3 separate regions of the Homo sapiens genome follow, and regions 1 and 2 are each linked to region 3. A link is a loop called in an ENCODE intact Hi-C map of the cell type or tissue named here. Cell type or tissue: endothelial cell of umbilical vein. All regions are shown on one strand.

What was found. Peaks named below come from ENCODE experiments on the same cell type or tissue, not always from the same donor. Only the 100,000 strongest peaks of a DNase experiment are listed, where the experiment ranks them.
Region 1: a loop joins it to region 3, with 4 times the contacts of the local background. A loop is called at or near these places in 3 of 110 quality-filtered maps.
Region 2: it touches region 3 in a loop (5-fold over the local background); 103 of 110 quality-filtered maps call a loop at or near these places.

What each region holds. Positions count from the first base shown.
Region 1 is chr9:110,113,979-110,116,478 of GRCh38, forward strand. All of the region lies in intron 7 of PALM2AKAP2 (PALM2 and AKAP2 fusion), which reads left to right. Among named protein-coding and RNA genes, the nearest start is that of C9orf152, 93 kb to the right of the region's middle. In endothelial cell of umbilical vein, no CTCF peak of the experiment used is centred here; DNase peaks (open chromatin) are centred at 1,043 and 1,623; H3K27ac peaks cover 2,500 bases.
Region 2 is chr9:110,152,007-110,154,506 of GRCh38, forward strand. The region is part of intron 8 of PALM2AKAP2 (PALM2 and AKAP2 fusion); the gene reads left to right. LOC124902244 (a long non-coding RNA gene) reads left to right here. Exons shown (of 2, transcript XR_007061727.1): 1 at 1-1,747. Among named protein-coding and RNA genes, the nearest start is that of C9orf152, 55 kb to the right of the region's middle. In endothelial cell of umbilical vein, a CTCF peak has its summit at 1,117 (motif pointing left); a DNase peak (open chromatin) is centred at 1,095; H3K27ac peaks cover 480 bases.
Region 3 is chr9:109,906,600-109,909,099 of GRCh38, forward strand. All of the region lies in intron 3 of PALM2AKAP2 (PALM2 and AKAP2 fusion), which reads left to right. Among named protein-coding and RNA genes, the nearest start is that of PALM2AKAP2, 130 kb to the left of the region's middle. RefSeq lists enhancers at 445-524, 605-674. In endothelial cell of umbilical vein, no CTCF peak of the experiment used is centred here; DNase peaks (open chromatin) are centred at 392, 1,032 and 2,242; H3K27ac peaks cover 2,500 bases.

The sequences.
Region 1 (2,500 bases), 210 kb after region 3:
GCCAGCTGCCTTCACATTCTGTCCTCTTGGAAATCCTCATAACAGCCTCAGAAGGTAGGTGTATTGATTTCCTAGGGCAGCTATAACAAATTCTCACAAATTACGTGGTTGAAAACAATAGCAATTTGTTCTCTCACAGTTCAGGAGTCCTGAAGTCTGAAATTACAGATGGCAGGGTTGGTTCCTTCTGGAGGCTTTGAGGGAGAATCCGTTCCATGCCTTTCTCCTAGCTTCTCGTGGTTGCTAGCAATGTGTAACATTTCTTGACTTGTAAATGAATCATTCCAAATTCTGCCTCCAGATTCACATGGAGTTTCCTCTGTGTGTATATCTGCATGCCCTCTCTTTCCCTTATAAAGACACCAGTCACTGGATTTGGGGCCCACTCTCACCCAGTATGATCTCATCTTAACAAATTATATCCGCAAAGATCCTATTTCCAAGTGTTACATTCTGAGGTTCCGGGTGGACATGAATTTTGGGGCGGGGCACTATTTGACTCACTTCAGTACTTATTATACCCATTTAACAGATGATGACCCAGAGTCTCAGGGAGGAGAAAATCCCTTGCATAAGCATCACACAATCAGTTTATGATACCCAAGGATTCACAAACCCTGACCTGCTTTTCTCTAGATTTGTGTACTTCCCACCGTATCACTTTACCACATATAAACAAACGTAGAACAAAGAGTCTAAAACCTATGGCAGCAAAACGGTCAACAGCAGGCAGCCCTGGGATCAAAGAGGGTCTCTGGAGGGTAAACAGGATGAAGCAGAGGCTTTGCAAGCAAATGGCGATCCCTTCCTTGTTTCTGGTTCTCAGACTTCATCCTGTTTCCATAATCAGTATTACTTATTGGCTCTCAACCATCCGGCTGTGCTCCTGGGATTCCACAGTCGGGCAGAGAGATTCTTCATAAATGAGAGAAGGTAGTAGTCGGTTTCGTTTGCATTAAGAGAAGGAGCACATTTCTTTGCACAAAGTAAAATACCCTCCCACGACTCCCCACTGCTCCCCGTATCCCTGCTGGCTTATGCTTATCATGCATCCCAGTGGTGAATGGAGAAATTCCATGCTTTCCTTCTCCTGCAGAGGTTCCTTCCTGGCATTCAGAGCCGTAAAAGCAGTGGACGGAAACAGCTGACCAGCCCTCAGCTGCTCCCAGAGTCTGGCTGCCTAAACTTTTCCCAGAGGATGGTCCAGCAGTGCTGGTCCAGGGTGGGCTTGGGAGAGCAGAGCTATAGGCAAGAGAGGTGTGAATCCATGTGGTCCCCCTGGTTCTGGGTAAAGGCCAGGGCTGGGGCAGAATCACAGTCAGAACCAGGGTCAGGTCGTCAGTGTCAAGGGCAAATATCTTTTTCTTTAAACCACAAGTGCACCTCTGGTACCATGCTCAGAATCCCTTGTAGAGAGTGGCATCCGTTTGCTGCATGAGATGGGAGAAAAATTAGCGGCCCTGGCTCGAGTCTTCATTGCCCCTTGGCTGCCTGCCGTGTCCTATTTCTCATCAGGCCAGTGTCCCCAGTGCCTGTCCTGATCCAGAATTACCACTTAACCCTAGTGGAGCAGGACTCTCAGACTGACCATCTGGACTTTCCTCGAGTTCTCTTTTCCTGCCAGAGTGTGTCAGAGTGAATTGGATTAGAGTTCTGTTTGCTGCACAGCCTGGCTTCACATGAGGCTTTGTGCTTTTGAAGAAACTTGAGACAAGACTATTCATGAGTTCCCAGAGTGGGTGGCAATTCACAGTGATGCTGATATCCACGATCGTGGGGGTGGTTCTGTGCAGGGATCTCTAAACCTTTTAGAACCTTCCACCAGTTTCCCTGCAATCAATAGGTAGCTGATTCCATCAGATCAAACCATTTTCCTGTTGGAAAGTGGTAGGTCCTTTTGTTAAGTGTTCTTAGAACTCACCAATGATTTCATCGAAAAAGCATCTCTGATGGTTTTTCTTTCTCCTCTGGCATTGTGAACATTGTCTTGGAGAAGTGAAGGTTTGCCATGTAACACCTGCCTTTGAGCAGGGAAGAACATGGTGGGTAAATCTACGAGAGAGACCTGTTCTGTTCCCTGGACTCAGCTCCCATAGAGTCCACCACTGACCTTAGACCCTCAGGCTCCACCGGATGGATAGGAATTGAGTAACAGAAGGGTAGGAATCCCATACATAATCAGTATGGAATTTGGGATTGCCTAAGTGCAGAGTTACATTCTGTTCCAAGCCCCAGCATTCACTTTAAACATTAATAAGAGATATGGTGCTTTTTGCCTATGGAAGACTAGATTGAACAAACCCAAAATATTATTTTTAAAACTACTCAAAATTTTAAAATACTAAAAGAAAAAATGGGACTCAAATTTAATGAGCCCGTGTGTGCGTGTGTGTGTGCGTGTGTGTGTGTGCGCATGTGTGTGCGTGTGCGTGTGCGCGTGCACGCGCACCTTGTAGGTAGGTGAGGAGATTACTAGATTGACTCTCCTGTACATTTAAGT
Region 2 (2,500 bases), 250 kb after region 3:
CAGACTGATCACTTGAGGTCAGGAGTTCGAGACCAGCCTGGCCAACATGGTAAAACCCTGTCTCTAGTAAAAATACAAAAATTAGCCAGGCATAGTGGTGGGTGCCTGTAATCCCAGCTACTCAGGAGGCTGAGGCAGGAGAATCGCTTGAACCTGGGAGGCAGAGGTTGCAATGAACCCAGATCACTGCACTCCAGCCTGGGCAACAGAGCAAGACTCCATTTCAAAAAAATGAAAGAAAAAAAAGTGTTCTATAGAGTGTTCAGTGCAGGTGAGGAACTGGATGGCAGGATGTTCTCATTGAAAATGGGGCAGATTTCAGGCATCACAAGCTATTGAATCATTACAGGTGAATAAACCAATAGCAGAGCAAAGTTTGAGGGAGTAAGCAAAGCTGGACCTGGGGTTACTGGGGAAGTTCTGGGTGAGATGCACACTGGATCAGTGAAAAAGAAGCACCAAAGATAACCATCATGGTTTGGGGAGTCTAATGGGGCATGTCCTCTTGGCCAAGGGACTTCAAGGGGCCTTATGGGGTCATGAAAAAGAATGTGATTGAGCTCCCAGGCCTGTGGCACAGACTATTTGCATCACATTCATTTAATGATCTTCAAGACCCAAACAGTGGTGCTGTCTGCAGTGTCCACTATTGGGGGAAGAGCATCCGGAGTGCTGTCACCGTCCTAATGGAGAGGACCTCTGGCTGCAAACTCTGGACCTCTGAGGAAGTTGTCAGGTGTGGAACAGGTTTCTCTCCAGCCTTTTGGCAGCCTGTGTGATTCCTAAGATGGCACCCAGAATTCTGGTGCCTGGTTTGAACCATACTTGGGGAGGATCATCAGAGATCACAGGGCCCAGCAGAGGAGCCTGGCTGAGCTAGCTTCCCTTGATACTGACCAGAATGATGGCCGGAAGTCTGGGGATGAGGCATAGTGTCTTCTCTCTCTGGGGACCTGTGATAGCCTCTCCTAAGGGGGTAGATAGAACCAGAACATGGGCTCAGTTATCCAAAGCGACCATTCTCAGCCCCCTTGTTCCTGGAAGCCCCTGCTCCAGAACTGCTAAGCCAGCCTTTCTTTCCTGCTACTTCTCTGACCTCTAGTGGCTAGAACTGGAAAAACTTGCTCAAGGGATGAAATCATCAATAAGCAGGAAATGTCTTTGATGTTAAATGGCTGTCCACTTCTCTATAGTAATCCTTCACCCTCTTTACAACATTCTTTCTGCATACATCCCATCATTTAATTCAGCCATCATCAACACTGGGTTTGGGCTCCAGACTGTGACTGTCACTGTCTTATGTAACTTGGGCTGGAGTTGGCATCTGAGCCTCTGTGGTCATGACATCCAGGTGTCACGACATCCACCCTAACTACATTCCAGGGTTGTTGCAAGGCTCAAATGACATGAAGCCTACAAAAGAAGTGGTATATAAATCCGCTTGTTACTCCAAAGCCATTGAGTCTGTGATTCTGTAAGCCTAAAATGTTTTAATTCATATATTTTGGTGAAGGCATTTAAGCCCTTTCCTCTGATTCTCTATGGGAGATTCTGTCCCAATCCATAAGCATTTACTTGTGGTTGTTATATATATTTCATAATGGACTTACTGATTACTCAACAAACATGAATTGCCTACCTCGTGCCATGTACCACAGCTACTGCTGGGATCTGGCAATGATCAGACAGGCAAGGCTCTACCCTAATGGAGTTTGCATTCAAATGAATTAAGGGGATTCATAGACAGGTGAAACATACCCCCCTGTCCTCAGGATGACATTATAGCTTAATTGAGAAGACAAAAGCTTCAATAGCCAGATAAGATTTAAGTCAGTATGTGAAAATGGCCTTCACAGAAATATAAACAGGAGTTCCACTGTGCTGTGTGTGAAAGGGAGAAGCTAGAAGCAATGAATATAGGCTGTGCTTTCTAGGTGTTTAACTCTGGAAGAGTGGCTGGTGGGAAGTGATCTGGACACTTGAGAGGTCAACTGGAAAATGATGAAAATTAACCTGGTAATTGGTGTCTATTTCTGGTCCCAGAAGAGATGCAAAAATTTTATGCAGAATATGCATGAAATTGTTCATCTCACCCTATAGTCACATTATTCTTTGAGATTCCAATTAAGTGGTAGCTAGAATCATTAGATGCTTTCTGTTCTGAATATTAACCTTATAAATATTAACTTTGTCCTCATAATAACTATCTGAGGGTAGGTACCCTTATCATCATACCCATTTTACTGATGAGGAAACTAAGATATCAAAAGAGTAAGTAACTTGCCCAAAGTGATTTGGCTGCCAAGTCATGGATTCAAGCCCAAACCGGCTGGCTCCAGAGCTTACACGCTCACCACTGTGCTATATTGTTTCTTAAGCCTTCAATTAAAAAGTCAATCGGAATTTTCAGAGATACATACTAAGTGTGCAGGAGTGAGGTGACCTGAGGTCTGGGATTGGTTTAAAATAATTCAGCAAGTCTAAGGAAGGAAGGAAGAGC
Region 3 (2,500 bases):
TATAAAAATCAATAAATGGAACCTTCTTGCTTCCCACAGTAGTCCATGCTAAGCTTGGCTTCACCATCCCTTGCTTGGACAACTCCTAATTGTTCTTTATGGTTTCACTCTGTAACCCTTTCATACATCCAAATCCGTTCTTTTCACATCTGTCCACATGGTCTTTCTAGAACATAGCCAATCCTATCACTGACTTAAAGCAAACACATAAACAGGCAGACAGACAAACAAGAAACTCAAATGGCTTTCTGTTACTTTCCGAATCAGACTCATTAGTGTGGCATTCAAGAGCCATCATATCCTGAGCCTGATCCTCCCTGTCACTTTCTTTCCCTCATGAGTGCACTCAGATAGGCCAGTCCTACAGAGGTCCTCATTCACTCACTTGAGCCTGCCTTGCACATTTCTGCATCAAAGCCCCTTTGTCCATGTTATCATCCTAGCTTGAAATGCTGTCTGAACACCTCTATGCCTTGATCATTTTTCTCTTCAAGATCCTACTGACATGTTCCAACCTCCTGAAATCCTGCCCTGCCTCCCCACAAGCAGAGTTACTCAGACTCTCTTCTTTGCATTCCTGCAGCATTTTGGTCTTGCAATTTGAGCTCTACTGTGCACTGCATTGTAACTATTCATATAGCTTCCTCCCTCATGAGATGATGAATTTCTCAAAAGTAGAGACTGGGCAGCTGTTACTGAATATAGCCCAACACTTGCTTGATAATGCTCGATAAACATGAATGAGTGACCCAGAACATTTCAAACTTCCCTTCCAAGACCTGAAAGACTCATATTTCTGGGTGTTTTAAGCTCTGTGATTTCTGCTCTGGTCACCTGGGCCAGGAACTGCCTGCCTCTATTTTCATTTCAGGCCTTTCTCTCTCTGCCAGATGCCTTGATCTCTGAGCCGAGTATACCTTGACCCAAAGCCATGATGCAGCCCTCAGCTTCTGAGAGGAAGGGGTAGGGTTCAGTAGTTGCGCCTCTGAGAACATGACAGAGAACAATAGCAGGAAGCAGCCAAGCGGGAAACAATCAGCCCGGCACAACCCATGTGGAGGAGCTTCCTGATTGGCTTGATCTGGTGGGAGCAGGAACTCTTACAATAACTCTGGAATTATCCCAGTGGGATGACAAATTTCTCCACTGAGGAGAAGCTGTCACCTGGTAATGTCAAGCACGGAAAACACAGTTAGCAAAAAACAAAACAAAACCCAAGACAAAGTTCTCTTGAGGAAGAGCAGTTTGGATCAGTTGGAAGCCTCCCAGCCACTGCCATAGCACCCCATGCCGACCTCCTTCCTAGTCTCTGTTTCAGGTACAATTAAGTCGTCATCTCTACCTTCCGGATAGATATCATTCTGCCGTCCATGGCTCAAAGGTCAGAGGTGCTGTTTATTCTTTGGTGTCCTTTTGGGTAGTTTAGGGAAATCCATGCTGTAGGTGACCACAAGAGAGAATGTTCCCTTTTAGAACTATATTGATTGAGCACAGGCTGTGTGCAAATACTCTTCTAGGCACTGTGGATGCCATAGCAATACATGCTGTTTCTGCTTTCATAGAGCAGTGATTTCCAAATCCTGTGTATCCTATGGAAAGACCAAGCCAGGCAAGGGGTGGAGTGACAGGAGCTCCCAGTCAGCTTTCTCCTTAAACCACAGCAGCTCCCTTTGATCAAGATGTTGGAAAAGAAAAATCTACCCCAAAAAGAGGAAATGCTGAAAACATTTGGATTGGGAGTGGTTTCATTTGCTCTTAGGCAGGACACACTGCAGGGTAGCAGTTAATATTCTAGGCTCTAGCTACAAGCAGACCTGGGTTTGAATCCCAGCTCTGCCACTTACTGGTGGAAGGTCATAAGTTGCTTGAACTCTCTCAACCTCAAGTTCTTCATCTGTCAAGTGCGAATAACAGTAGTAGATATTTTACCAAGTGCAAAGAATTGAATAATGCTTACAAACCATTTAGCATATCATCTGGCATTGTCTATTACAGTAAATGCTCAGTAAATGTGAACTATTTTACCCCTGTTGTTTGACGTTAATTTTTTTTCAATGAATGACTCATTGAGATACTAACTCATGCGTCTTGAAAACACTACCAGTCTCTCCAGAGTAACCTCCAATATGGACAACAGGCAAAAATATGGTGATTATTCCCAGTTTGGGCATTTGTGAAAGATGTGGCTGAGGCTGTATGGATGCGTGTGCACACACACACACACACACACACACACACAGAGGCCGATGGGAAAATCTAACTCAGCAGGAAAGCTATCACAGAGCGCTGGATTTAGGCACAATGAGTAAACAGGGATTTGGAAGAGAGGAATGCACCACATAAACAATTTTCACAATCTGGTATGAAAGCCCAGATGCTTCCTGCATGAAGGGGTGAACTCAGAGAGCGTCACAGGGCAAAATGAAGTAAATGCTGAGACTGTCCATCATTCTGGCCCAATTCCTACATATCTGTGCATCTTCTACTTATGGTTTTATTT